Linked DNA regions of Homo sapiens: region 1 is linked to region 2. Evidence: read pairs that join two places in POLR2A ChIA-PET (ENCODE). Cell type or tissue: GM12878. All regions are shown on one strand. Links, peaks and the distances in the headings refer to the core of each region. The heading gives the core; the rest is flanking DNA. Region 1 overlaps CA10 (carbonic anhydrase 10). Region 2 overlaps MBTD1 (mbt domain containing 1).

Evidence for each region. Peaks named below come from ENCODE experiments on the same cell type or tissue, not always from the same donor. Only the 100,000 strongest peaks of a DNase experiment are listed, where the experiment ranks them.
Region 1: POLR2A ChIA-PET joins it to region 2 with 5 read pairs; 2 of 35 experiments call an interaction of 5 or more read pairs at or near these places.

The regions. Positions count from the first base shown.
Region 1 is chr17:51,649,943-51,667,319 of GRCh38, forward strand. It overlaps CA10 (carbonic anhydrase 10), which reads right to left. Exons shown (of 9, transcript NM_020178.5): 5 at 3,699-3,794. Among named protein-coding and RNA genes, the nearest start is that of LINC02073, 220 kb to the left of the region's middle. In GM12878, for the core only: no CTCF peak of the experiment used is centred there; no DNase peak of the experiment used is centred there.
Region 2 is chr17:51,234,936-51,248,069 of GRCh38, forward strand. The region is part of intron 2 of MBTD1 (mbt domain containing 1); the gene reads right to left. Among named protein-coding and RNA genes, the nearest start is that of MBTD1, 19 kb to the right of the region's middle. In GM12878, for the core only: no CTCF peak of the experiment used is centred there; a DNase peak (open chromatin) is centred at 3,556; H3K4me3 peaks cover 1,111 bases; H3K27ac peaks cover 1,286 bases.

The DNA.
Region 1 (17,377 bases), core at 4,838-12,837, 420 kb after region 2:
TGTAATTCAATCAACCAACCATCCATCCATCCAGCCAGCCAGTCAGCCAGCCAGCCAGCCAGCCACCCACCCAACAAATAAATATTTGCAGAGGGTCTATTATGGGCCAAACATTGTACCAGATGTTCAGGGATCAGTTCCCATTTTATGCCTATGCCCTTATAGCTTCAAATTCCTCTGTTGGGAGAAGAAACCAGGTTTCCAGGGGCTTCAGCAGGGAACCATCATTGATGAGACTGTGATGTGGCCCTACATAAGAAAAGGGTTTTCTTAAAAACACCTGTTTACTCAGCCTTTTCTGGGGTACCATTGTTCATCCTAGTCATTTCTCTCCTACCTTGCTTAGCTCTGCTCTGTAATTTATGTCTCAGTGGCTAATCGGATGTTGTGACACATCAACATTTTAAATCTGATTTATCTGAGGGTTGGAAAAATTGCAGCAGATGATTATTATTATTAGATAAGCAACAGGTAATTTTAGCTTGGAGAAAGCACAGACTGTTTATTTTCCCTCCATCTGTCTCCCTTTTTGCGGTTTCCTGGCTGTGTTGTGGTGAGACACACACCAAAGGGAGCTTGGTGAGTGACAATGCCCAGTGGAGGTAAAAGTCCATCCCTAAATAGAAAAAGTCCCAAATTGAATACTGCTGCTCCCCTCAGTGCTATATTCAACATCTACTTTGACATCCTCTTCAGCCATTTAAAAGATAGCTTGAAGCCTGCTCCTGGTGCTGATGCACCCCATGAAAGAAAGATGGCTAGGAATATATTGTCGTGGCAGGTAAGGAATCTGTTATGTACCTTACTTCCTGGGTGCCTTGAGCTCCTGGTACCTGGTGAGTCTGGTCAGCCCTTGCGTTGGGAGCAGACCATTTTGAGCTGATTAAAAATAATTGAAAAATTTCCAAAGTGCACACAGATGATTTGTGGGCTCTAGTGTGTTGGCTGCGTGGGTGAGAGGATAAAATATGTACTTGGTATAAGTGAGCTTAAGTGGGAAGTTAATGGTGTGTGATTGAGCAGCAATTACAGCCAAATCTCAGTTCCCTGTGGTCACAGCAAGGGTGGGGGATTTGTGGAGGACAGAGATAAATAAAACTCATAGATAAGCAAGTATCTCCTTTTAGAGAGTAACTCCAGCTTTTCTACGGCTCAGCTTTTAGCCAGGGTGATAACTCTAGGACTAAACTACCAGGATGTGGGGCTTGTCATATCCCACTCCTGCCCACCCTGCTGGGAAGGGAAGGCAGAGAGTTCAGAAGGAGGGGAGGACAACTACAAGAGGCTGTGCACCCTTAGGGACCAAGAGCTTTGTTCATCTTACTTCTGGATACCAGTGCCTAGCAGAGGGCTGGCCTGTAGTACCTCATGCTCCATCAGAGTTTTGAGATGAGTGAATGGTCAGTCACAGCTTAAATAACTCATGGTGGAGTTGATTTTCTGGGAGTTGATTATATGGAGGGAAGACAGAAATGTTGTGGCTTATTTTGAGATCTAGCAAGAAAGTTTCAGGTCTGCTCAGGGAAAGAATGGCTTCATCCCTAGGAGCTAAACTGACCTGAGAAGATGCAGGAGCTAGTTATTATCCCTTCACTGACCTCAGGGTCTACAGCCTAAGTTTCTTTCAACAGCCTGTGGGCAAGCAACTAGGACTTGCAAACCCCAGCTGCTAGTCACCAGCTCGGTAGGAATGAACATTTCTGTAGGAGCTTGTGAAACACACCAGTAATTTGTTGTTGGCTTCCCAGTGTATCCGTCACTCTGTCAGCTGTCATGTGCCTGTGCCTCCAGAATGACAGTCACTGACTCAAGTTTTCAGACACATGAGGTAAAGTCAGGACCAAGGCCGAGACACTCTCCAAAGGACAGGAATTGCTGGGGCAGGCAGGATTTGTGCTGGGAAAGTCATAGGGGGAAGTGAGCTCCTGGACACACATGACAATATTGTGACCTATCTACGGCTTCACAGTGAGTGCAGCCTAGGTTGAATGTACAAATTGGTTATCAATGCCATAATCAGGGCTTGATTAAGAGATACAGGAATTTGCCCTGTGCTTATGAGTAGCATGGGGTTGTGGGGAGTGTGGGAAGAATGTTTTAAAATGTCATGTACTCCCTTCTTGCCCTCACTTGCTCTCTCCCAGCTCTATTGGAGAGGCATAGAATGAGTAAGCCATTCTTTCATGAGTATTAAAGTCAGGGAAGACTTGGATCCTCTCCTGGCTGGGCTGTTATAAGCGACATGAACTTGGGTGAAATCCCAAAGGTTCTCTGAATAATTTTACTCATCTGTAAGATACAACACGAATGTTCAACCTCTGAGTTTATTACTAAACAACAAAATAGATGTAAAATACATATCATAGTGTCTGGCATTCAGAAATCTACTGTTTATTATTCCAGGGTTTGTGATGATGCCAGGAGATACCATTAGAATCTGTGCTGGGACCAGTTTCCTTTGAGATGTCATGTCAAGTATCACAAAGGCATGAAAGCCTAAAAATATGCTTCCCTGGCCAAATGTCCCTTCCTCTCTTTGTTAATGACAAACCAGAGGAGGTTGAGGTTAGTGGCCAGGGATAGCAACATGCCATGGATGCCCCATCCAGCCCCTGCCCAGTGCATAGGTCTGCCCTGATCTGACCAAGGGGAGGGTGAGGAAGTTAGGAGGGGGCATGGCATGGATGACCAGGGAGGGTGAAGTGCCTATGGCACGGGGTAATTCTTTTGTGGGGGCGGGGAGAGGGATCAGTGCCCCAGGTGCCCATTCTTCTGAGTAATAATGATGTCATCATGACAGCCCTGTTAAAATTCCCTGGTGGCAGTTTTGATCTATTGATCATCTCCATCAGATTCCCAATTCCGATTGGGGCACTTTCTCTAATGATCTGGCCAAAACATCCCCAGGGGCTAGCATGGTGACTGCTAATGTTTGGAACTGCCACACATTGCTTTTTTTTAATTTTTATTTTTCTAATTAGAAAAGCAATTTCTTTTTTTATTAAAAAATTTGCATACCTGCTTCTCTCTACATCTGCTAAAATGTTAAAGGTAATTAGTATTTTTTTTTAAACAAATTAGAATGTGATTGGTTGGAGATTTTATGTTGTCGTTGTTGACTGTTAGGGAGATGTGGAGTTTCCTCAAAATGTCATAAAGTCAGTGTGGGTAATCTTATTACCAGGGAGGCTTATGAAGGAACGGGAGAGCGAGAGAGAAAGATGATGCTCAGAGCAATTGTGAGGAAGCTGGAAGGAGCTATTTAGTGCAGTGCCTGGAGGGGAGAGACATCTCACTTCTTCCTATGTTTACAAGGGGCAGCTGAATGGTGAACAGGACTTTAATCCTGTGGGGCATTAGTGAGCCACCCACCCTTCTAGTATTATATCCTTCTGATTTCACTGCATTAGGTGGGTCCTAAAGCCTGTCCCTGGATCTAGCCCCCTTTTTCTTTCTAGGACAGAAGCTGCTTGAATCCTCAGGCCCAGATGCTCTGAAATGGAGATTATCATTTTTGCATCTCACTGCAGGGGGCCTCATTTTTCATAAATCTCATGTATATAAAAGGCACCATCCCATAGTTTTCTTAGGCATGGATAGCACCCCTTTTAATATTTCTAACTCCAACAGAGACCGTAAATTGGTATTCTGATTGAGGTGGGGATGGTGAGAAGAATGAAGGAATGCAAGAGACTTACTTTTATAAATATAGAAACTACCACCAATCCATTTGGACTCTTTGCAGCTTCTGTGACATTCGTATATAGCTCATGGTTATAGTGGATGAGCTGCACCTGGCAGGAGGGAAAAACAAGAATCAGAACAATAATCCAACATTAAAAGGTATGAGGCATAGCACCTGCCCCTACATAAGGGTGAACTGCAAAGTATATTGAGGAACAATTTGGAAGACAATTTTAATTGAAGGGATTTCAGAGGGATGTGTGTGCATATGTGTGTAAAATGCATGTACACGCACACAAAAATACCCATACATATTTGCAAATGTTTTCTGGTAACAAGCATGCTTTTCATAAGCTCAGAGCCCATCTGGCTCTGGCTCCATCCCAGGACATTTCCCCTAAAGCGTGTGTAAAGTGAATTTTCCTTATTAGGAACGGAACTGCCCTGTAGGGGTGGATGTTGTGTCCCTGCTGCACCACCAACAGCTGCCACTGGCAGCCAGTAAATCTTCCTTGCAGCCTCGGAGCAAACAGGGAGCTGTTAGGTCCTGAGTCAGCCATGACTGGGATGAAACTGGCCAGCCTGCAAGATGCAGTAGTAGCTGATGGATCAGGCTTCTGATGCACCAGCCTGTCCCGGTCATCTGGTTGTGTAGGACTTTATTTCCTCCTCATTCAATAAGGATCAGTCCACCTGTTGAGCCTTTTTCCTGTTACTTAATTTTTTTAAATTCATTTTTAAAAATCGTGTATAAACATACATATATGTTCAAACAGATGCTCCAGCAATTTTTAGCCACATGATCAAGTTACCCCACATCACTGGGATCAATTGTTTCCTCTGAAAAATGGATATGATGATCTTTCCTTAAAATTCATCATCTCAGGGCTGTGATTTTAAAACAGTTTTTTCTTAACAGTATGGAAGCCTAATTTTTTTTTTTTTTTTAAGTTGGAGTCTCGCTCTGTCACCCAGGCTGGAGTGCAGTGGCGCGATTTCAGCTCACTGCAACCTCCGCCTCCCAGGTTCAAGTGATTGTCCTGCCTCAGCCTTCCAAGTAGCTAGGACTACAGGCGCATGTCACCACGCCAGGCTAATTTTTTGTATTTTTAGTAGAGACGGGGTTTCACCATGTTACCCAGGATGGTCTCCATCTCCTGACCTCGTGATCCACCCGCCTTGGCCTCCCAAAGTGCTGGGATTACAGGTGTGAGCCACTGCGCCCGGCCAGAAGCATAATTTTTTAACAAATTAAAATATAGAAGTAAAAAACGTGATGCCCCCCCCACCACCTCTTTCTAATTCTAGTCCATGCTATACATACAACTATTAACAGTTTAGTGTACATCCTTGTGGTTACTTGTTTTGTGCTTATAAGTCACACAAACACACATAGCGTATAAAAAATAATAAATTCCCTAGTCCACAGTAACTGTTAAAAAAACAGAAAGGGATGATTAATAATTATGATTCTGAACTTGATTTTTTAAAATTTAAAAGTAGTTTGTAGCTATCTTTCTAAGCCAATGCATATAGATCTCCCCAAGTCTTCCAAATAACTATAGAATTCTCAGTTGCACAAACACCCATAACATATTTAACCATCTTCTCGCTGGCTTTCGTGTTGTTTCCATTTTTTTGTCTCTTATAAACAATGTCACAGCAAGCACATCATATATCTTTCTGTAATGGTGTTAGCATTTTCCACAGGCTGATTTGAGAATCCAATAAGATAGTGCATGTAGAAGTGATTTGTGACTCTGAAAGTGTAAGAGAGTACTCATTATTGCCAATATCTTGAATTGCATTAAAAAAGGTGAAGTTTTAGAAGTTGAGAAATGTGATGATCAAAAAAGATGCTTTTCCTTGAACTTTGAGAAAAAGAAACCATATCTAACCCAGTGGTTTGCTACCTTCACTGTGCATCCAGATCACCTGGGTGCTTTTAAAGCCCACCTGTGCCTGTCTATGCCTTCTCACATTCTGATTTAATTGATTTGGGATGATACTTGTATTCATCAAAAGCTTACCAGCTAGAGGGAAGTTGGACTTCAGAACAAGTGGAACATAATCAATGAACATTAATATCCCATCAATGCCTAGTCAGATGGACAGTACCTTGAATCTGAGAATATCCTGAGCCTCCTGAGGTGTAGAGGAACTTCTCATGAAGAGAGCACATGTTACTGCTGCTCTTGAAATATCCTATTTGCTTATTGCTTTTTCACCTATGAGTTTTGCCAGTGGAGATGGATGACTCTATAGTAGCTACTCTGCCATCAGAAAGGCAACCGCAGGCCAGGCGTTGCTCTGCCTCCGCAGGACTTTTAATCCCCCCTCCCTTGTACCCCCACACAACCAGGACTTTCTGCAGGTGGAGAAATGTTGCCAGGTGGTGGAAGAACCAGGGACTGGGGGGTTCTCACACACTCAGCACACCTCCCTTCCAGTGCTGAGTAAGCTTCTAATGAGAACAAAACACACCCTGCCATCTGCTAACTTCTTCCCACTGATACAGGTGACCAACAAAACTGCCAGGGGATGTGCCAGTGCTTCCAGACATGCCTTGAAGTTAAAGCATGTTCTGAACAGAGGAGGGACATGAAAGGCAATCCAGTGGAGTGATCCTTCTGTCCAGCTTGCAAGGCAGAAAAAGGCAGGAAGAAGTCTCCTGGGCCATGGGCTGCCTCTCAGGGTGGGGTTCTTTTGGGAGCCAGGAACTGTAAGAAAGGAGCTGGCAAGTACAGGGCTGAGGCTGTGCTTTAAGCTTGAGTTAACACATTTAAAACTTTGATCTGAAGTCATGCCTCCTCTCTGTTCCAAGGTGAGTTGGCTAGGATTCTGATATCAGGAGCTTTGGTTTCTATTAGTAGTTGTTGATGGACTGTCTATTGTGTTAGGTTGAACCACATGAAATTGATCTTTTGCTTTACAAAACTGGTGAATTTATAGTTAATACATTCTAGAAATAAAGCTATTTTGAATATGAGTTTTGAGCATTTTCTTTCTGACCCCCAGTCAGATGTTAATAAGATGACAGTGTGCGCTCTAGGGATCAGCAGCAGCCACAGCATCTAGGAGCTTGTTAGAAATGCAGAATCGGGAGCCCCATCCCAGGTCTCCTGAATCAAGATCTGCATTTTCTCAAATTCCTAGTGATTTGGATGCACGCTAAAGTTTCAGAAGTGCTGCTATAGCAGATACTGTTGGCTGGTGAGCAGAGTCCTGTTTTGTCTGGCTGTTTACCCCTTCTCCACTTCAATTTGGGTGGGTTAAGGAGCACATGCATCACCTATGTTGGAAAACAGGCTGAGTCCAGATCATAGGACCCCTGGAATGTCAGCAATAGAAAGGCTTTGAGCAGGGGAATGAGATAATCAGCATGGACTGTAAGAGGGTAGATTGGAGCCAGGAGAAAATAGAGGTGGAGGTTGGGGGGTATTTAATTTCAGATGATGGTTATTAAGGCAGAGATGTGCTCTATAGGCCTTTGCAGTTTACAGAATGTGTATGTTTGTGTGCTGAAGAGGCACCAGGAGATTTCCCCAGGCAACAGAACATCTAGGAGCAACAGAAGAGCACAGGAGACAGCTTGACAGTCACCAGGCTTTTTGTTCTCAGCTGTAAGAACACAGTTTGGGCATCAAAGATAACCTGGGACCTGTATCAGTTCATGCATGAACAGCAGGTCTTAACCATGAAAAAGTGCTGCTTCCTTTCTACTGCCTTCCAGGTCTTTGTTGGTGGTGATCACAGTTCCTGCAGCTGTTGCCTTTGCTCTTCCCTAGCCAGGCACAATAATGCTAACCCAATACCCACTAACCACTCACAATATGCATGGGTCCAGGTGGGTCTGGAGAAAAGCAGGGTTCACTGCTTCTCCTACCATGACTTTGGGCTTGGGGAGCAGCAATGTGCAAACCACATCCTGCTAGGGACAGAGTATCAGATTGGCAGATGGGTTCTGAAAGTGATGCCTGTGGATGGATTTCTTTTTGCCATGTATAGGTAACACTTTTAAATCTCAACCATATAAAGTCTGAATTTTGAATAATTTAGATGGGCCCTAAGCTATACCTTAACTGAGCCCCAACTTTAAGGCTTATGCAGAGTAATCACAGTGTCTGATGTGAAACAGATGATCAATAAGTGATTGTTCAACTGTCTGAGCAAGTGCATGATTTGACTAAGACTGCAGGGACAATGAGAGCAAACTCTTCGGGGGCTAATGATGACATGCTAATTAAACACCAAGTTCAAGTTCAAGAATTTAAGCTATTCATTAAAGAGATGCCTTGAGGGCTTCTGCTAGTTTAGTTGGCATTACCATGTGAAAGGGTTAAACCTGGATTCCTGGAAATTATTTAATAATCTTGATTTTTTAAATTAGTTTTAGGCGAGTATCCTCCTAGAGAAGCTTCCTGGAAATGCAAGACTGAGAAATGGCAGGCAGTCTTCCAGGGAGAATACTACCAGTCTTGTCATGATGCTCCCACATGGCTGGTGCCATGATGCAGTGCATTCTCTATATCTAAGAAGTCCTCCATGATCTGATGTGACTTGACTTCTCATTTCAGAAAGGCCACCTCACCTCAATCCTTTACATGGGCCTGGAATTCATTTGTTCAAAAAATCTTTGAGGGCCAACTATGTGCTGAGGTCAATTGGAATAAGACTGAGAAGGTCTTTGTCCTCCTAGAGATAGTTTCAGATGGTGGCAAAGATAGCTTTGAAGGAAACAAAACAAGATTTTGACTTACTTACAGATTGAAAGGTAGTAGTGGAAAGAATGGGGGCGAGGATGCAGAAGTGGGGGCAACATTCTGTAGTATGGTTGGTGAAAAGTCTTTGGGTAGGCTAACATTTGAGCTGAATCCTGATGACCAGGAGCCAGGTATGGGAAGATCAGAGGGAAGCATATCACTTGTAGAGAACACGGCCAATGCAAAGAGCCTGAGATAGGGACAAGCGGCTAGGAATGGCTGGGAAAGGATGAAGGTGGCTCAAGATGGGACCAGTTCATGCAAGGCTTTGTAGACCATGGTGAGGAGCTTTGATTTTATTCCAAACACAATAGGAAGTCACAGGTGTTAAATAAGAAACCAATTGATCTGATGTGCATTTTTGAAAGATCTCTCTGGTGTGGAGGAGGGCAAAGTGGGGACTGAGGAAGCCTTGCCTACCCTTCTTTACCTCATAGTTCAGCTGGGATTGTGCCCAATTCCTGCGACTATTTGAGTTCACATTCAAGCACATGCTATTTTGCAACTATTCTCTTTGTGTCTTACCTTCTCCAGGACACCTTCCATGAAACACTGTCTCTGAACACCAAGTGCAGCTCCCTTCTGCTCTCATGATGCTCTCACCCAGGAGGCAAATTTGTGATGGTTAATTTTATATGGCAACTTGACTGGGCAAAGGGATGCCCAGACAGCAGGAAAAACATTATTTCTGGGTGTGCCTGTGAGGGTGCTTCTAGAAGATATTAGCATTTGAATCAGTAGGCTGAGTAAAGAAGATCTGGCCTTATCAGCGAGGGTGGGCAACATCCAATCTATTGCAGGTATGAATAGAATAAAAAGGTGGAGGATTCTCTCTTCCTTCAGCTGGGGCATCCCTCTTTCTTTGCCCCTGGACATCAGAGCTCCTGGTTCTTGGGCCTTCAGATTTTAGACTCTGGGACTTACACTAGCGACCACCTCTCTCCCTGTGGTTTGGGATTGGGGATTACACCATCAGCACCTCCTGGTTCTCCAGCTTGCAGACTGCACATTGTGGGACTTCTTGGCTTCCATAATTGTGAGCCAATTCCCACAATAAATCTCCTCTTATATATCTATGTATATAGCCTACTGATTCTGTTTGTCTGGAGAACCCTGACTAATCAAAATTCAAAATACTTTGCAACCAAAATGGGATGGGTACCGGGTGATCAGAACAGATGTAAACCATAGACGCCCAGTACAGTCACATGAGTGCTGAATATCATTGTTAAAGTTAGTCATCATCACCACTTTGGATGATCATTACCAACATTTGTCGAACACCTCTTTGTGTGAGAGACGATGCCAGCAGAAACAACTCATTTAATTCTTGAAAACTTCTATGAGTTAGTGCCATTATTTCCATTTGAGTCATGGGGACACCAAGCCTCTGAGAGATAGTGGCAGAGGTGGGATTGTGCCCAGTTCCTGTGACTATTTGAGTTCATACTCAAGCACATGCTATTTTGAAACTATTCTCTTTGAGTCTGTGTCTACTTTTGGGTAAACATCTCAAGGGCATGGATATCCATCATCACATCCCTGGTGATGGGATTTGGCTCAGAGGAGATGTTGGCAAGCATTTGCTGAATGAATACCAATTCTGCATCTCATAGAATCTTAGAAGGGGTCTTAGAGAAAATCAAGGTCTTAGTTCTCAGCCCATGACTTTTAAAAATGAAGAAAATGAGGATCAAAGAGGAGCTATGTCTTGCCCATGATTATACAGTCATTCATAGATCCAATCATTCAACATGTGTTTATTGAACAACTCCTAAGTAAGGGAGGGTGATATGAGGAGAAATTGTATTGGAAGGCAGGAGAAGACCATGGAGAGCTTGGCAGGCCAAGGTAGGGGGTCTTGATTCCATCCTAAGGGTAACGAAGAATTTCACTTATGTCCTAGAATTTTCTTAGGACCAGAGGCAAAGTTTCTCCTATGCACTTAATTGAAGTGGAAGCCTGAAAACCATTGGCCTTTGGTGACCGGTAACTCAGCTTTCAAGCTAACAGACAAGTACTCCTCTGTGTTAAATAAGCAGACCTGCTGCAAGCAGGCTTCCAAGTTGACACAAGCCACACTTGTCATAGGTTAAGCTGGGAGCAGCTTCAGTTGCACAGGTCTCAGAGTTTTCATTTTGTGGTAGCAAGGTGATGCACTAGTGCATGCCGGGGGCTGCTCACTCACCCCTCATGCCTCAGGAGGGCAACAGGCTGTGTTCTCAGACCTTAGATCACCTTTCTCAGCGTGATGCTCCATTAGCAGAAGCCCTTTTGTGAGCGCAAAAGAGCAGCCTTGGAACAGAAGACCACACGTGGCGTTCACAGTGACAATGCTATCACCTTACCCCTGCTTAAACACCTCAGTGGCTTCCCCTTGCCTGTAACATAAAGATGCACATCTGGGGCCCCTGGCTTTTCTAACCATGTGTCCTTGTTTTCTGTGCTCTGCTCAGTGTCTTTCTTTCAGCCTCCCTTATATACTGGGCTTCCTCCTTTCCTAGAACACATGCTTATTCTGTTTCTTATGCTTCCCTTCCCTTAAACAGAGAAGGGAGGGAATAAACTTCCCTCCCTTCACTGTTTGACTCCTACTTATGAACTCCTTTGTATCTCAGCTCAAGGGTCACCTGTTGAGGGAGATCCCCATGATCCACTGTCATGGCACTCTGTACTTTTCAAAATACATATCACAGTTTTAGCTTGACATTCGTTGTGTGACTGATGAATGCTCACCTCTTTCCCTAGACTGACTTTAGGCTTCATCCAGGCATGGGCTCTATCTTATTGGCCCCTGTGACATCTCCTATACCTGGTACATATTAACTGTATCAAGGCAGAAATAAATAATTGTTAATGAATGAAGCAATGCAGGCTGTCTATTGTACAATGAAGTGTGATGTCCCAAGGGACAGAGAGAACAAGGCGCTTGGCTGAACTGGTTAAAGAACAGTCTGGAATTCCAAAGGTTATCTCTAATGGGAACCAAGACACTGAGTATCACATTGGGCTGCGTGGGTTGCAAAGCCTGGTTTCACCCTTGGGTCCCCTTACATGAGCAAGTCTCTCATCTATAAGAGGGATAGTAATAATTCATAACTAATACTCATAGCACTGTGTGATGATTCTATAAAACCGAATATAAAAAAGCACTTAGCCCAAGGCCTGGCATGCAGTAACCATTCCATAGTAAGCTACTATTGTTGTTGTTATGCAATATTTATTATGCAAGCAATAGATAATACAGCCTTCAGCTTCTGCAGAAATAGGGGTTAGGTATGTGCAGGTCTCCTTTGTGGATCCGACATTGAGTCTGTTCTCCCAAGGAAACTTGAGGAAGGTGTCACCTATTGGGGAGCACCCACTGTGTTCCAGACACTGAATGAGGCGAGAACTTTTAAAGAGAAATGCATTCCGAATGGCTCATACTGTAATTCAGGGGTCAGCAGACTTTTTCCTGTAAAGATTCAGATAGTAAATATATTTTTCTATGCCAACTGTATAGTACCTGTCACAACTACTCAATTCTGCTTTTATAATATGAAAGCAGTCATGGACAAAATATAAAAGAATGGGCGTGGCTGGGTTCCAGTAAAGCTACAGAAACACAGCGTAGGCTAGATTTGGTCTGTGACTGTAGTTTTCTGACCGCTGCTAGTTTAAATTTGGGAGATGAATAAAGAACTTCCAGTCATATATTTTCCAGTAAGTGTTCTATACAGATAGGAAAATACATGTTGAGAGAACCTAAGCATTAAGCTCTCCCTTTCCTTTAAATGATGATGATTACTATTGTTACCTTTATATAGTCCTTTAAACTTTTCAAGGCATATTCAACTCAAATGAGCTGAATTCTAGTCAACGTATAGGTCCCAAATGCCCACCCTATGCCAGATCCCAGAAGTCCAGAGATGAATGCTGTATATTCCATAGCCTAAAACAGCTCACCCATATTACCACATTTGTTCCTAAAATAAATAGGTGAAGTGAAGACATTAAGGCACAGAGAGGTTAAGCACCTCTTCTGAGGTCACACAGACAAAAAGTGACAGTGACTATTCATTTCACATTAGCATATGCAAATAGTTTCTTTCTACAGGAAAGTAAAGAGAAAAGGAAAGGTGTTCTGTATTTGAGGGGAGATCACATTTCAGCAGCTTTTGCTGGAACAACTATAAGCTAGAACTTATTTATAGAAAGTCATTAACAAGTTTGTCTTCATGCATAAGAGCACACACAGTCTGCAGAGAAGAACACAGTTTGATGTTTACCAGCCACCACATTCTCACCCTAAGGTTTGGTAACTATCATGGGTCTGTCCGGTGATGAGATTTTCTGCATTGTAGGCTATGGAATGCAATTATGGCTAAAAATAAAAATAATTTTCCATAGTTTCATTGACAGAAGATCCCCAAATGTGGTCTGGCTATCATACCAACCTAGAAAACCAGCATGGAATGTAATTATTTTCCCCCAAAAGATAACACAACTTGGATTTTAAAGCATGTTTTTCATCAAGTTGTATGGGAGTTTGCACAAATGTAGAGTGATATATTTGGGTGCAGGATCATGCTGGAAAATGCAAGACCTTGAGCCTAGTCAGATACCTCTTCTGTCCAAGTAATGTGGGGCTACTTATCCCCTCTGATTATTTCTTTATGCATAATATAGGGATGCATCTATCTAAGAATTGTCATGAGAGTGAAACAAGATAATGACACAGTCTTTCAGGAACTTGGCAGGGTATAAGTAAACAAGATAAACAGATGAGATAAAACACATAAAGAATCAGGGAAGTTCCGTGATGCTTTTTTTTTTTCCCGGAACTTGGAATGCGTTTCGAGACCACTTTTTCTCGATTCCTTCCCCAGGCCTTCGCATCCTTCAACTTCTTATAAAGGAGCTGCTGAAAGCCAGAGTGGGATGAGCCTCCTGCACGACGTCTAGATCCTCCCAGAAGTGACTTGTAGGCAGTGGCTGCCACCATCCAAGAATGAGAGATGAGGTCTGCAGGTCCTTTTGAAACTTCTGCTGATTTTAGTTAAGCCTATTTCTTCCCCATGCTCCTGCAACCTCAAACTCATCCCAACACAGGGCATGGATGAGGAGAGTTAGGCTCTGGCTCCAAGTCCTGGGTCTTCTGGTCTTCTTTGAACTTCAATTTCTTCACAGGCAAAACTGTGATGACAACATAACCACTCAAATAATCGTGCTGATTAAATGAACCAAAACATGTAAATGAGCTCAGGTGTACATGGGATAAAGGAGGCTTCAAATGCAGTGCCTGGCACAAAGTAAGCCCTCATTAAATGGGAGTTGCAGTGATTATTATTAGAAATGTCTGGCTGCTGGGGCTCTGATAAAGGGAGAGGCCCTAGAATGATGAAGTGACGTGTTAAGTTCCATAGATAACAACAAAGTCAGGCCATTCACACTTTGGGACTGTATTTCTTGACAGTCCATATATCATTCACATTTGCATCTTACTTTATCTTATTGTCAGATGACTACCAAGAAGATTTTGCCAGTCTTTTCTTTCTGTAGCTCGTATTCTTGTATTATGAAAATAGATATACTGAACATGTCTCATACCAAATACCTTTTCTCTTTTAGGATTGTTGCTATTTCTGTGGAAGAGTTTGTCCCATGAGAACCACTGTACTGGTATGTGTAGGGCATTTTTGTTAAATATTAAGTCATTCCAGAGCCCACATAAATAGTATTAATAAAGGCTCGCTTTGTTTTAATTATTGTAGAGATTTAATGTTATGTAGTTCATTTGAGTTAAGGCAAGAATTATTTTTGGTCATCTCCTACGCAAAAAAAAGCGTTGGTCTAGATGGGTTTATAAGTATATTCCAGCAGATATTTGAGGGGAAAATAGGCCAATATCTTTTACGATCATATATGCAAAAAGCCAAAATTAATACTAGCTAGTGGAAAACAGCATTAAAAATAATTTATTACAATCAAGTAGGGCTCATATCAGGAGTTAAGGGTAAATCAATGCTGGAGAAATCTTCCAATGTGATCTAGCACATCAATTGAATGAAGCAGAAAAAAAGGGACATGAACATCTCAATATGGAGTACCTGTATTTAGATAGAGCTAACCAAATTAACATCCATTTTAGTGGAATTACTTCTCACTTAAATGGATGAAGTATACAAAAAAAAAAAAAAAATAGAATCTAATGCTTCAACCTGATGCCTGGGATGTCTTTTGCCTGAGGTCTGAGCTCTGGAGTGAACAAGGAAGACAGCTTCTAGATGATCATGAGACAATTCAGGCCAAAGCATGTCTCTGTGATGCTGAGAAAGGCTCTGAAAGCTTCAGCAATGTGGTGTCCAGAGGGCAATGTGATTGAATGATATTTCGGGAGACCACAATGCGAAGTTTTATCCTCTTATAGTTATTCATAAAAGTTTATAGCTTCACTGGTATAGATATAACTAAATTGGAGAGGAATGTGATTTTTCAAATATCCAGGGGCAATGACTCTCAGTACCTGCAGTAGATGCACACCAAGGGGTTGACGGAGAAGACTTTTCTAGCTCACTTCACAGTTAGTCCCCATCCTGGAGGAAGGAAAGACTGAATCCTCACACACTGCTTGCCAAAGCCATCTTATTCACTCAGGGTTAATTCAGAAGAGTCACTTTAGGTGGCTACTGTCCTAACTGATATATTCATGGAAAATTAGACACATAACATCTATTAGATAACAGAGGAGGGTTTTCTCTCCTCTCATAAATGAAGCTGCGCAGCGATTTGGATAAACTGTTCACAAAACTAGGCTTGGTTTTGTACACATTAATTGCATAAAGTATGATACTTAATAAGCAGAAACACACACTGGTTTATTTCAAAGCCATTAAACCCGCAGTGGATTGACTGTAGGGGATGAATATTAGAAAGAGCACAGGGCTGGGAGTCAAAGGGGCTGAGTTTGAATGACAGCTCTGTCATTCAGTAGGTAGGTGTGCTCGGTGAGTCACTGCTCCCTTTTAGACCTCAGGGTCTTTATCTGGAAAACATGGAGATTTTAAGGACAGGGTTTTGTCATTCTTCTAAAACACTGATGGGAAATATAGGATGTTGCCTCTTGAGTTTCCATCAAAGTCAATTAAGTTATAGTCACATGTTGCTTAAAAACCAGGATGCATTCTGAGAAATGTGTTATTAGGTGATTTTGTCATTGTGTGAACATCATAGAGTGTACTTATATAAACCCAGATGGTATATGGTATAGCCTATTGCTCCTAGGCTACAAATCTGCACAGCATGTTACCGTACTGAATACCATAGGCAATTGTATTGCACACAGTGGTAAGTATTTGTGTATCTAAACGTAGAAAAGGCTCAATCAAAATACGATATTGTAGTCTTAGGGGACCACTGTCACATAGGCAGCCTGTCATTGAAGGAAATCTTGTTAGGTGGTATGTGACTGTATGTAGAATTGAAACCAAATATTTAAACCAAAGTTTCAGTAGGCAGCATGTTTATGCCTGGGGTTGCAAATGGATGACTATGGGACCAGGCTGCTTGTCTCAACAGAGGAGAAGGCTAGGCAAAGGCCATGGCCAAAAAATATGAATGTGCAGCTTAGTCCCAGGGTCTCCTGGCAGCCACTTTGTGACTCCTGGTTTCTTCATTTGATCGTGCTTAGGTCAAATCAAACCAAATCCAAACAAAACAAAATATCTCAAACCTTCACTCATTGATTCTTCCAACAAACCCGTATGTGTTTCCCATGTGCCAGGCACTGTGCTGGGCATGAGGAGATGAAAAGAGGGAAGACCTTAGAGGCAGTAGGAGGCACATATGCAAGTGTCCTGTAGCATCATGGAAGACCATGTGTAAGAGGAAGAGGCTGGAGCCCAGAAGGGAAGGGGAATGAGGTAGGCTGACCCAGGAGAAAAAGGTAAGGACAGACCACATTCATGCTTGGAGACCCTGGTAAGAATATTGTCTATCCTCAGAACAGTGGAAAGTCATCCAAAGTTTGAAGATGGAGAAGGGGGTTGTACGTGCAGGGGTAGGGAATGTTGATGACAGCAGGTTTGTTTCTGACACTCGATTGAAAACTCTAGAGGGAAGTGACCCTTTACTGTAGCGCCTTTTCTCAATGTGGTGTCTGATTCTTCCAGAAATCACATTACCAACTGCCTGCCAACTTTCCCCTATTCCTGCCCTTCCAGAGCCTGCCCAGGTTCTTGGTGAGCCAGGTATTCCTAATCCTGGAATCATATCACTCAAATTTAATAACCTCTCTCATGTGCCAGTACTTGACAAGTTAAAAGTAATTTGAATATCTGAGTATTAATATTTTAACTATACAAGGCACCACAAATTATTTAGTGATTTTTTAAAATAAAAAAGCAAATAAGAAAATGATGTATCAATTCAGATTGCAGGGAATAGGAGATCCCAACACAGGCTTCTGAAAAATTGGGAAAAGCACCCAAGAAGATTATAAAAGATGACTAATGAGCACAAAACAACTTTTGGCAAGCACAGGAAAGTATTAGCTTATTCCAAGAAACAAGACACATTTCATCCAATTATTGGAAAATAAATGGCAAGAAAAACCAAATACCAAGAAAGTACCCACATTTATGTGGAAAAGTATAAAAGCAATGATTCAGGAACTAATTTGAACAATCCAGGGATAGTCATATTGATTCCAGCCCATTGCTGCAATTTGAAATGAAGCCAAATGCCAGAGGACAATGAGATCTGTTTTATGGGCTCTTACATGCCACATAGGAGGGAGGGAGCCACAGGAATGCACCACATTGAAAAAGGAATTGTGACTTCTGATGGGAGGGCTTTTGGGCCAAGTTAAATCTCAGAATCCAGCTCTCCCCCTGCTCCCCAGACAGTGTTGCTAGAGGTCAATGGACAGTGGGGTCTGAGCAAGTCTT
Region 2 (13,134 bases), core at 523-8,522:
TCTGCCCACCTTGGCCTCCCAAAGTGCTGGGATTACAGGCATGAGCCACCACGCCCGGCCTATATATCAACTTTTCTAGAATATTGAATAGGATGAAACAGTTTACAAACTCATTCTACTAGGCCAGTATCACTTTGATCCCCAAACCAGATAAAGCAATTAGAAGAAAACTACAGAATAAATATCATGAATATAGGATGCAATTTTTTTTTTCTTTTGAGACAGAGTCTCACTGTGTTGTCCAGGCTGGAGTGCAGCGGTGACATCTTGGCTTACTGCGACTTCCGCCTCCTGGGTTCAAGCTATTCTCGTGCCTTAGCCTCCTGAGTAGCTGGGATTACAGGCATGTGCCATCATACCCAGCTAATTTTTGTATTTTTAGTAGAGATGGGGGGTTACACCATGTTGGCCAGGCTGGACTCGAACTCCTGACCTCAGGTAATCCACCCACCTCAGCCTCCCAAAGTGCTGGAATTACAGGTGTGACCCATTATGCCCAGCTAGATGAAAATATTGTTAACAAAATTTTAGCAAATTGAACCTAACAATATATAAAAAGAACTTAGCATGACCAAGTATGTTCCTTCCAGGAATGTAAAACTAATTCAACATTTGAAAATCAATAAATTCACCGCATTAACAGACCAAAGAGGAGCCATATAATCACCTTGAAATATGCAGAAAATGCACTTGACAAAAATCTAACATTGATTCCTGAAAAATATTCTTAGCAAACTAGGAAGACGTACTATGTTCATGGATCAGAAAAATTAACATTATTAAAATGTCAGTCCTTCCCAAATTGATTTATGATTTAACACAATCCAATGAGAATCACAGCAGATTTTTGGGTAAAAATCAAAAGCTTGTTCTAAAATTCATATGGAACTGCAAAGGCTCTAGAATAGCCAAAGCAAATTTCAGAAGAACAAAGTTAAGACTAAAGCTTCCTGACTCCAAGATATATTATAAAGCTACAGTATGAAGACAGTAGGGTTTTAGCATGAATATAGACAAAAAGATCAATGAAACAGAATAAGAGTCCATAAATAGACCTCTATCTATCTATCGGTCTCTCTCTATATGTATGTCTATTTATGGGTATATATGGGTCTATATATAGATATCTATAGATACATATAGAGTGTATATATATATCTATAGATTTACATACCTATAGATATGTCAATATCTATATAGATATCTACAGAATCTATATATATCTATAGATTCACATCTCTACCTATAGATATCTATATCCCCAGTGTTTTGTTCACACTGCTTTGTTCACACTATGTAATGACACTATGTTTTTGTTTTTATTTTTTGAGATGAGGTCTCACCCTGTTGCCCAGGCTGGAGTGCAGTGGCATGATCTCAGCTCACTGCAACCTTCACCTCCTGGGTTCAAGCGATTCTCCTGCCTCAGCCTCCTGAGTGGCTAGGATTACAGGTGTGTGCCACTATGCCTAGCTAATTTTTTATTTTTAGTAGAGACAGGGTTTCACCATGTTGGCCAGGCTGGTCTCAAACACCTGGCCTCAAGTCATCTGCCCGCCTCAGCTTTCCAAAGTGCTGGGATTACAGGCATGAGCTGCTGCGTCTGGCCTATGTTTTTTATGCCACTTTGTGCATTGCTCATCAAGGTTAGTCTTGTTCATCTTCTGGCCCTCCAAGCATGTGGCACAGTTCAATGGTGTGGCACAAGGCCCGAGGCAGGGAGGCCTCTGCTGCCCTCACAGGCCTACCTCCATCACCTCTCTCTGTTTGCTTATATATCTATAGATATATACGGTCAATTGATTTTTGACAAAGCTGAAAAGGCAATTTAGTGGAGAAAAAAAAAATAGTCTTTGAACGAATGGTGCTGGAAGAATTAAGACATTCATATGCCAAAATACCACTTTGATCCATACCTCACATCATATATAAAAATCAACTGAAAGTAGTTCATAGGCCTAAATGTAAGTTAACGTAAGAGTTCTATAAAACTTCTGGGAAAAATATTAACAATCTTGTGTTAAGCAAGAAGTTTTTAGCTATGACAAAAAAAATATAACCCATAAAGGAAAAAAAATTCGGCCAGGCACGGTGGCTCACGTCTGTAATCCCAGCACCTGGGAGGCCGAGGCGGGCGGATCACCTGAGGTCAGTAGTTCAAGACCAGTCTGGCCAACATAATAAAACCCTGTCTCTACAAAAATACAAAAATTAGCTGGGCATGATGGCAGGTGCCTGTAATCTCAGCTACTCGGGAGGCTGAGGTGGAAGAATCGCTTAACCCCAGGAGGCAGAGGTTGCAGTGAGCCAAGATCGTGCCATTGCACTCCAGCCTGGGTGATGGTGTGAGACTCCATCTCAAAAAAAAAAAAAAAAAAAAGAAAAAGAAAAAATTTCATAAACTACATTTTGTCAAAATGAAGCATTTCTGCTCTTTGAAAGACAATGTTTAAGAGAATAAGACAAGCACAGACTGGGAAAAATATTTGCAAATCACAGATTTGATAAGGGGTTTGTATCTAGAAACATAAAGAAGTATCAAAATTCAATGACTGAAATAACCCAATTCATAAAAAGAGGCAAAAGATCTAAACAGAAATTCAAAGATATACAGATGGCAAGTAACAACATGAAAAGATGCTCAACATCAGCGGTCACTGAGAAAACACAAATTAAAACCACAAGATACTGTAACACACCTATTAGAATGACTAAAATTTATAAAAGTCCTCTACAGTCAGTGTGGCAAATGGAACTCTCATACATTGTGGATGAGAATGTAAAATGGTACAAGCATGTTGGAAAGCAGGCAGTTTCTTAAAAAGTTAAACAACCACCTACCATCCATTCCACTCATATATATCTGCGAGAAATGAAGGCATATACCCATACAAAGACATAAACACCAATGGTCATCATAGCCCCAAACTGGAAACAATTTAAATGCCCATCAATAAGGGATTACACAAATTGTGGTACGTCCATACAATGATTTCATTTTGCTTCTTGGTAACAAAAAGGAATGAATTATTGATATACACAGCGTGGATAACCTAAGCCAGACCCAAAAACGTCTTACTGTATGACTCTTTTTACAAATGCAAACTAGCTGTATAGTGACAGAAGGCAGATCAGTAATTACCTGGGGATGGGGTGGGGGCCAGGAGTGGAAAAGGGGAGTTATAAAGGAGCATGAGGAAACTTTTAGAGATGAGGATTATACTACCTAGATTGTGGTGAAGGTTTCATGAGCGTACACCTATGTTTCTGTGCAGTTTAATTTTGTCAATTTTTACTTCAATAAGGCTGTTAAAAAAATCTATAGCCAGCCAAATTATCAACCAAGTCTAATGGTAGAAAATGTATTTTCAGATATGCCCCTGAAGCCCCTTCGAAAAACTTAGCTCTCATGTTCACTTTTTTCTCAGGAGATGATTAGAAGATATGTTTCATTATAACATCAAAGTAACCAAGAAAGAGGAAGACGGTTGATTTAGGAACTACATGATTCAGTACAGCACAGAGGTAACGAGAGTTTCTAAAGCAATGATAAAGGGATGTCTCAGCGTTACAGCTGTATAGCGGGTTTAGAGAACAACCAGATTGTATTAGAAAAAGAAGATGGATGATGGCTCTGGAAGGATTCTAGGAAAAATATGAATCTTTGTGTTTGGAGCTTGTTGCAGCAGCATGGGGAAAAAGGCAACAGGCACTTTCAACACTGACTAAATGAAAAAAGTGAACCAATCAGTAACTGCAGGAAACAAAGTTGTATCAGAAAGGAAACAGTACAGTGACTGGCTGGGAAGCTGTAAATACTATTTATGTACTATATAAACACTAGCAATTTAAACAAAACTTGTGATAAAAGTCAATGAAGTGGGCCGGGTGTGGTGGCTCATGCCTGTAATCCCAGAACTTTGGGAGGCTGAGGTGGATGGATCACTTAAAGTCAGGAGTTCGAGACCAGCCTGGCTAACATGGTAAAACCCTGTCTCTACTAAAAATACAAAAATTAACTGGGTGTGGTAATGTGCGTCTGTAGTCCCAGCTACTCGGGAGGCAGAGGCAGGAGAACTGCTTGAACTTTGGAGGAGGAGGTTGCAGTGAGCCAAGATCATGCCACTGCACTCCAGCTTGGGCGACCAAGCGAGTCTCCATCTCAAAAAAAAAAAAAAGTCAATGAACTGGATAAGCGTGAAAACAACATGGCCCCTCATTTCCCAATGAGATTAAAAAAACAATTTTTTTGGATCAACTTGAATAAAAACAGTTTAGGGGATAGACAGTAAAAGAGCAAATGTCTATTTGTATCAACTAATACACTTTTTATTTTTCATAAAACTTAATTCATTAAATTTAAATTACTGCCCTTTATTATATGATCATGTCCTTTATTATAAGATCACTTTCTTTAAGGATGGTTATAGGTTTTTACCATAAAATACTTAACTTTTTATTTATAAATTTATAAGTTACAACAATACAAAGAACATCTAGACAACCTTTATCTTGACTGACCAATGATTAACATTTTCTCCCAATTATTCCTCTCTACACGTATATTTTTCCCTCTCAACCATTAATGAATGGTTTATATGCTTTAAGCCCTTTTACCTCTAAATCAGAAGTAGAAGCATAGCTCAGGGTTTTTTCACCTTGGCAATATTACTTTGGGCCAGAAAATGCTTTTTTTGTAGGAGGCTAGCCTGTGCATTATAAGATGTCTAGCATCATTTGTGGCAGTAACACTCGCCTTTATCCCCCAGCGGTGACAACCAAAAACACCTTTAGGCATTGCCAAATGTCCCCTGGAAGCAAAAAACAAAAAAAACAAAAAAAAAATCCCAGTTGAGAACTATTGCCTTATCCTTCAATGTGCCTTTCCTAGTAATAAGGATATTCTCTTACATAATCATAGGTCAGCTATCATCTTCAAGAAATTTAACATTAACCCAATACTTTCATCTGATCTACCATCCGTCCTCCAGTTTCGTCAACTGACTCAACAACACCCTTTACAAGATCTTCTTTTCTTCTTCAGCCCAGGGTCATATATTTCATTTGTCATGTGCCTTAGTCTTTAATCTAGAGGGAGACCTTATCTTTTTTTATATTTGATGTCTTTTAAGAATGCGGTCCCTTTAAGACTTTTTACCCTTTTTCTATAAATCTATAACTGTTCTCAAAAGTCTTTTTTTCTTAAAGACTTTATTTTTTGAGAAGTAATAAATTTATGGTAAAAGTGAAAATTCAGTAGAGTTCCCATATGGCCCAGTTTCCCCTATTAACATCTTACATTAGTATTGAACATGCTACAATAAATGAAATACTGATAGGTACACTGTCATTAACTAAAGTCTACATTTTCAGTTTTCCTTCATTTTTACTGTTCTTTTCTCTGTTCCAAGATCCCACAGTACATTTAGTCACCCTAAGTTTTCATTATTTAAGTTGTCATACAGCTTCTCTTGGTTGTGAGAATTTCTCAGGTTTTCTTGGTTTTTCATGACCTTGACAGTTTTGAGGAATCTTGGTCAGATATTTTGCTGACTGTTCTATTGGAATTTGTCTGATAGTTTCTTCATTATCAGGCTGGGGTTATGTTTTTGGCAGGTACATGGCAGAGGTAAAGTGTCCTTTGTATCAGAGCATTTCAACGATACACACTAACATGACTTATCAATGCTGACGTTGAACTTGATCATCTATCTGATTGAGGTAGTGTTTATCAGGTTTCTCTGCTGTGAAGTTACTCTGAATCCTTTCCTAAACTATACTCTTTGGAACAAAGTGACTATGTATACCCCACATTTAAGGAACAGGGAGTTATATACTCCCCTTCTTGAGAGTGGAATGTTCATATTAAGTATTTGGAATTCTTCTGTATAGATTTCCTCTTTTAAAAAATAAAAAATTTCCTTGTTTTGGGTTTTAGGTGCCCTCAGGATTATACTTAGGTTGCACTGCCTAATTGATGCTATAATTTTCAAGGCATCAAATCCAGAGGCACGAGGTCCATCCACCCCTTATTGGTGATGTTAATTTTTTTTTTTCTTTGAGACAGGGTCTCCCAGGCTGCACCCAGGCTGGAGTGCAGTGGCGTGATTTCGGCTCACTGCAACCTCCACCTCTAGGGTTCAAGCAATCCTTTTGCTTCGGCCTCCTGAATAGCTAGGATTACACGTGTCACCTCACCCAGCTAATTTTTGTACTTTTTGTAGAGACGGAGTTTTGCCATGTTGCCAGGCTAGTCTCAAACTCCTGGCCTCATGTGATCCTCCTGCCTTGGCCTCCCAAAGTGCTGGGATTACAGGTGTGAGCTGCTGCACCTGGCTGGTGTTAATTTTAATGACCTGGTCTAGATATGGTCTGGTTTCTCCACTGTACTTTTACTATTTTCTTTAATAAGCAATCTATGGGGAGACACTTTAAAGATAATGCAAATATTCAGCTCATTAAATTTTCACTCAAGATTTAGGATCCAATGATTCTTGCCCAGTCTCTCACTGTGATGATTTCCCAACCCCAACATTCCCTGCACGTTCACCAGTCAGCATTCTCTAAGAAACAGCTCTCTTTTTTCTCTTTTTATTTATTATTGGTATCAACTCATGGATTTCTATTTTTCAATGTTGTATTTTTTTTGAGATAGCGTCTCGCTGTTGCCCGGGCTGGAGTGCAGTGGTGCTATCCTGGCTCACTGCAACCTCCACCTCCCGGGTTTAAGCAATTCTTCTGCCTCAGCCTCCCAAGTAGCTGGGATTACAGGTGCCTGCCACCATGCCAGGCTATTTATTTTTTTATTTTTAGTAGAGACGGGTTTCACCATGTTTGCCAGGCTGGTTTCGAACTCCTGACTTCAACTGATCTGCCCGCCTTGGCTTCGCAAAGTGCTAGGATTACAGGCATGAGCCACCATGCCCAGCCTACTTTTCAAGGTTTTATAACTCGTTATTGTCCTTAATTATCTGGGTGATCATACTGTCCCAGAGTAGGCCAGTGGGAGCCCCTTAAAGCCTACTCCTGTGTCATTCTGACATGCCTCTATCATTTTCTGAGCATTTCCTTACTTTCTTGCATAATAAGATACTCCAGGCTTATCTTATAACCATTTCTCTGTCCCAGCCCTGGAACCAAACATTTCTCCTAACAGCCTTGGTATCTTTTAGTGGGGAATGATATAAGAAATAAAGATCTAGGTATTCAATGTACTTATTGCTATTTGGGTATCTCTTTGCTTCTGGGCCTTTCCACTGGACAAAGTATACACACATGTATGTGACATATATATACACACATGTATTTTAGAAAATTATGAGTTCACACTTAAATCCCCAACTCCAAGCCATCCCCACAGGGTTTTTTTCTCACTTTCCCACACTTCACATTTGTGTCTTTTTCAACAGAATGCTGGCTCTTAACAAAACCTATCTACTCATTTGCTCAACCCTTTTAGACATTTAAATAGTTACAGAAGCATTACAGCATATCACTACAAAAAAACTGTTGGAGTTTAGTATTTCTTTGCAGTCACTTTTCTCTAGACTGACTACTGAGTATAAAAGTTCCTTGGATTATTTATTTCAATGTGGTTGTTACTGATTTGAAATAAGTTAGAATTGGTTTCTTTTGGTTTTTAGTCTCCTCCATCATCCTTATTGGATTTATTTCATTTTTTGGGGGGACTACTGGGAAGATCACCCTTCTTGCAAAAATAAAGAAATATACAAATAGGTGTAACTCAAATGTCATTTCTTTCCCTGCCTCACCACCCACCCTGTTAAGCGGGTAACCAACTTTATCACTTTCCGGTTCATTCTTCCTGTGTACATTTTGAAAAAGTAAACAGTATATGTACAGCTATATATATGTTTTCTTATTTCCATTTCCTTCACAAAAGTCACATACTATATTCCTCTCTCCTGTGTTTTTGTTTAGAAATATACCCTGGAAATCATTCCATTTCAGTGCACTGACATCTTCCTTATTCTTCTTGCAGCTGCATAGTACTCCATTGTGTATGTTTATTCAACAAATCTCTCGTTTCAACATTTAGTTTTCAATGTTTTGCAATTACAAATACGCTGCAGCGAACTTATGTATCTGTGTGTTTATACTGTGCATGGTATACCTCCAGGGTATATTTTTAGAAATGGGATTGCTGTGTAGGATATATGTATTTGTAATTTTGTTAGATATTGCCAAATTCCACTCCAAAGAAATGTAATCATTTGCACCAGCAATATTGAGAGTGCTTGTTTCCCCAGAGGTGCTGGGAATGTATTGCCAAGTGTCTGAATTTTTCCCAAAATGATGGATGAAAAATGGTATGCCAGTATAGTTGTCACTGTCTTTTTTTTTTTTTTAAGCTCTCTATTTGGAAGTAACTTTGAACTTTCAGGAAAGTTAGAAGAATAATACAATGAAGTCCTGTGTACTCTACTCAAACACAACAATTACTAATATTTTGCCCCATATTTTTCTTCTCTAAACACATAGATTTTCTGAATAATTTGAAAGTTACGTATCACAAAATAATTCAATGTGCATTTCCTTGGAATAAAAACATTTTCTTATAACTGGAGCACAGTTATCAGTTTTAGGAAATCTGACAATATATGATACTTTTCCCTAATTCACCATCCACATTCCAACTGACTCAATATCTTTATAGCATTTCCTCCTTCAAGACCAGGATCACATAAAAATTAAAAAGTCGTATCTATCTCTTTAGTGTCCTTTAATCTGGAAGATTAGTTTTAATTTTTTTTAGATACAGGGTCTCCCTATGTTGCCCAGACTGGACTCAAACTCCTGGTGTCAAGCGATCCTCCCACCACAGCCTCCTGAGTAGCTGGGATTACAGGTGTACACTGACGTGTTTCGTTTGAAATTATTTTTGAAGAATGCAAGCAAGCCCCTTCCCCCTTAACAGAATGCTTCTCATTTGAGGTTCATCTGATGTGTCTGTGTCCTTAGGAGACTCTGGTTATGTACCCCATAATATTACATTTGTCCTCAGGAAATTGTAACCAGAGTCACAAGATTCCTATCTGTCTCTCACTGGTGATGTTAATGTTGATTACTTTGTTAAGGTGTAGTCCAGTTTTCCACTGTATACTACGTATTTCTCCTTGCAACCAATCGGCAACCTCAGGGACACACTTTGAAATATGACCACATTGTTTCTCACTGAAATCTCACCGCCATTCTTAAATTTGGCATCTAATGATAACTTGTGCCAAACCAAACATTAATATGATGGCTGCAAAACGATTTCCCAACTCCAGCACTTTTTTATCAGTCAGCAAGAAATCCTGTCATAACCCCCTTTTATTGACATACCTACCTATTCATTATCAGTATGAATTCACTAACTTCTATTTTTTTCCCAGTGGTTTATCATTCATCACTATTCTTATTCTGGGGCTCAAAATATGCCAGATGTGGCCACAATGATGTCCCTGAACTGGTTCTTGTGTCCTCTTTTTTTTCCTGAGACAGTCTCCCCTTGTTGCCAGTGCAGTGGCATGATCTCAGCTCACTGCAACCTCTGCCTCCCGGGTTCAAGTGATGCTTGTGCCTCAGCCTTCTGAGTAGCTGGGATTACAGGTGTGCACCAACAAGCCAGGCTAATTTTTGTATTTTTAGTAGAGGCAGGGTTTCACCATATTGACCAGGCTGGTCTCGAACTCCTGGCCTCAAGTGATCTGCCCCACTGAGCCTCCCAAAGTGCTGGGATTACAGGCATGACCCAACATGTCAGACCTCCTGTGTCCTTTTGACATACTTCCATCTTTTTTTTGAGGAATTCCTTACTTTCTTCCTTATCAAGATATTCCAGGCTCATTTTATACCTATGCTGCTCCAGCCCTGAAATCAATAATTTTTCCAAGGAACTCTAGTCCTTATTAGCAAAGAACTGGTATTGAAAGCCAAGATCTGGGCACTTAATGCAGTTCTACAGAGCATTTTTTTTTTAATGGAGTTCTCAGTCTGTCGCCCAGGCTGAAGTGCAGTGGCATGATCTCGGCTCACTGCAACCTCCGCCTCCCAGGTTCAAGTGATTTTCCTGCTTCAGCTTCTCGAGTAGCTGGCACTACAGGCGTGTGCCACCACGCCCGGCTAATTTTTTGTATTTTTAGTAGAGGCGGGGTTTCACCATGTTAGCCAGGATGGTCTTGATCTCCTGACCTCGTGATCTGCTCGCCTCAGCCTCCCAAAGTGCTGGGATTACAGGCATGAGCCACTGTGCCCGGCCCTAGAGGATTTTTTTGTTATCTTATTTTGTGTGGTTTTATGTGCCTACTTTTTTTCTTCTTTAGGGTTTTTAGTCTTAATTTTCTTCAAAGTTCTTGGCATTGAGAAATTTACATTTACCCTTTATCTGTATGTATGGAAAATTGTGATTTTGCACATGAAGCTTTTCCCCATACATTTAAAATATCTGAGATAGCAAAATGTATCAGTATTTTATTTCATTGTACCTTGATTATGAGTCAGAAAATTTTTTCCTGAAGCATGGTACAGAAAAATTTTCCCGTATTTTTTCCTGGTATTTGTATAGTTTTTATATTTAGATCTAATGTGTCTGGACTTTATTATTATGTATAGCATGAAGAACAGTTCTAATATTTTTTCCAAATGGCTATCTAGTTGCGCCAACATCCTTTATCAAAATGTCCATCTTTATCTCAGTGATTTAAAATACCACTTTAAGTGCTAGGTTTCCATATGTAGTTGTGTCCATTTCTGGATTTCACACTATTTCCCTGGTCTGTTCTTGTGCCAATGTCTTGCTTTCTGAATCATCAAGGGTTTGGAATGTATTCTGATATCTTGCAGAGCTAGATACCCCCTCAAAAATCTTTTAATGTTTTTACATTCTTGCATGTTTATTTTTCCAAGTGCACTTCAAGTATTAGATAGTTCAACTCTATACCAAAAAGTTATCAGTCTTTTTATATTATGATCTCATTAAATTTCTAATTAACTTTGGAAAAAGTGACATTTTGATATGTCTCAAGGACAGTGGATGTCTTTCCATTTGTTCAAGTCTGCTTTGTGTCTTTTGGGAATGTTTTATATAGCCTGCTTCACATAGGTTTTTAACAACGTTTTTAAGGAAGTAAATCCTTAGGAATTTAATTATAGTTTGAGTATTCCTCATGCAAAATGCTTGGGACCAGAAACATTTCAGATTTTGGAATATGTGCATACGCATAATTAGATATCTTGGGGATGAGACCCAAGTCTAAACACGAAATTCACTTGTTTCATATCCAACTTATACACATAGCCTGAAGATAATTTTATACAGTATAAAAAAAATTTTGTGCATCAAGTAAGGTTTGTGTACTCTGAACCAGCAGAAAGCAAAGGTGTCACTATCTCAGTTGCCTATGTGGTTATCTGTGGTGTCATGTCCATGCTCAAAGAGTTTCAAATTTTGGAGCATTTTGGACTTCAGGTTTTTGGATTAGGGATGCTCAATCTATGTTTTGTTGTTGCTATTGTAATCTTCTCTTTTGTTGTATTTTCTTAACTGGTTATTTTCTCACTACACAAAGGTTTATTATTTTATATCCTACCTCGCTGAATTGTTTGAAGGTAGTTTTGTCACTGATTTTTCTAAGGCTTTCCAGATAAACAATCACGTCACTAACAAACAATCTTTTCTTCTTTTTCCACTGTTATGTCTCTAATTTGTTTTTTGAGACAGGGTCTCACTCTGTCGTCCAGGCTGGAGTGCTGTGGTGCAATCTCGGCTCACTGCAACCTCCGCCTCCAGGGTTCAAGCAATTCTCCCACCTTAGCCTCCTGAGTAGCTGGGACTACAGGCACGTATCACCACACCCAGATAATTTTTTTTTTTATTCTTAGTAGAGACGGGGTTTCACCATGTTGGCCAGGCTGGTCTTGAACTCCTGACCTCAGGTGATCCGCCCGCCTCAGCCTCCCAAAGTGCTGGGATTACAGGTGTGAGTCACTGCACCTGGCCATTTGTTTTCTTTTCTATCTGTATTGACTCATATTTCCAGTATAATATTAAGTCATGGAGAAAATGGGCATCCTTACTCTATTCTTGATTGTGGTGTTTCTTAATAAGATTCTGGCTTTAGGGTTAAGGCTATGTACATGTGCATATGTGTGTATTCATAAAAATAAAAATATTGTATGTTAAGGAAGTATTCATCCATTCCTATTTTCTGAAAAGTTTTTGTTAGGAACAGGTGTTGAATTTTGTCATAGGCTTTTTCGGCTTCTATAAAGAGAACACAACTTTTCTCTTCTGACCGATTAGTATGGTGAACTACATAAATAGATTTCCAAATACTGAATCATCCTTGTATTCCTGGTATAAAACTCACTCATCAAAATGTATTTTTGTAATATAGTGTGAGAGACTGCACAGTAATAGTTTTTCATTAGTATCTGTATGTGATAACTCTGTAATTTTCATTTTTTGAGCTATCTTGATCAGGCTAAGAAATCAGTATTACTTTTTTTTTTTTTTTTTTTTTTGGAGACACGGTCTTGCTCTATCGTTCAGCCTGGAGTGCAGCAGCACGATCTTGGCTCCCTGCAGCCTCAACACCCCTTGGGCTCAAGTGATCCTCCCACCCCAGCCTCCCAAGTAGCTGGGACTATAGGCACAGGCCACTGTGCTCAGCTAATTTTTTAGTTGTTTGTAGAGATCAAGTCTCACTACAATTGCCCAGGCCAATCTCAAACTCCTGGGGTCAAGTGATCCTCCTACCTTGGCCTCCCAAAATGCTGGGATTACAGGCGTGAGCCACTGCACACAGTCCAGTATTACTCTTACGTCACAAAAATAATTAGCTTTCCATTTTCTATACTCATGTAGCATCGGGAGTATCTGGTCAGGCAGAATTCCCCTGTGAAACCATCTAGGCCTGGTGTTTGGTGGGATGGTTCCTTGACAAATTTTTAGTTCTTCTAGGAAAATTGGTCTTATTTTCTTTTAATCTCTAATGAGGTCAATTTTATTAAACTGTATTCTCCTAAGAAATTATCCATTTCATCTAGGTTTTGAAATGTATTTGTACAGAGGTGTGCAAAATAGTTCTGTATTAAAATAGTTCTCAATTTCCTCTGTATCCAATGTTA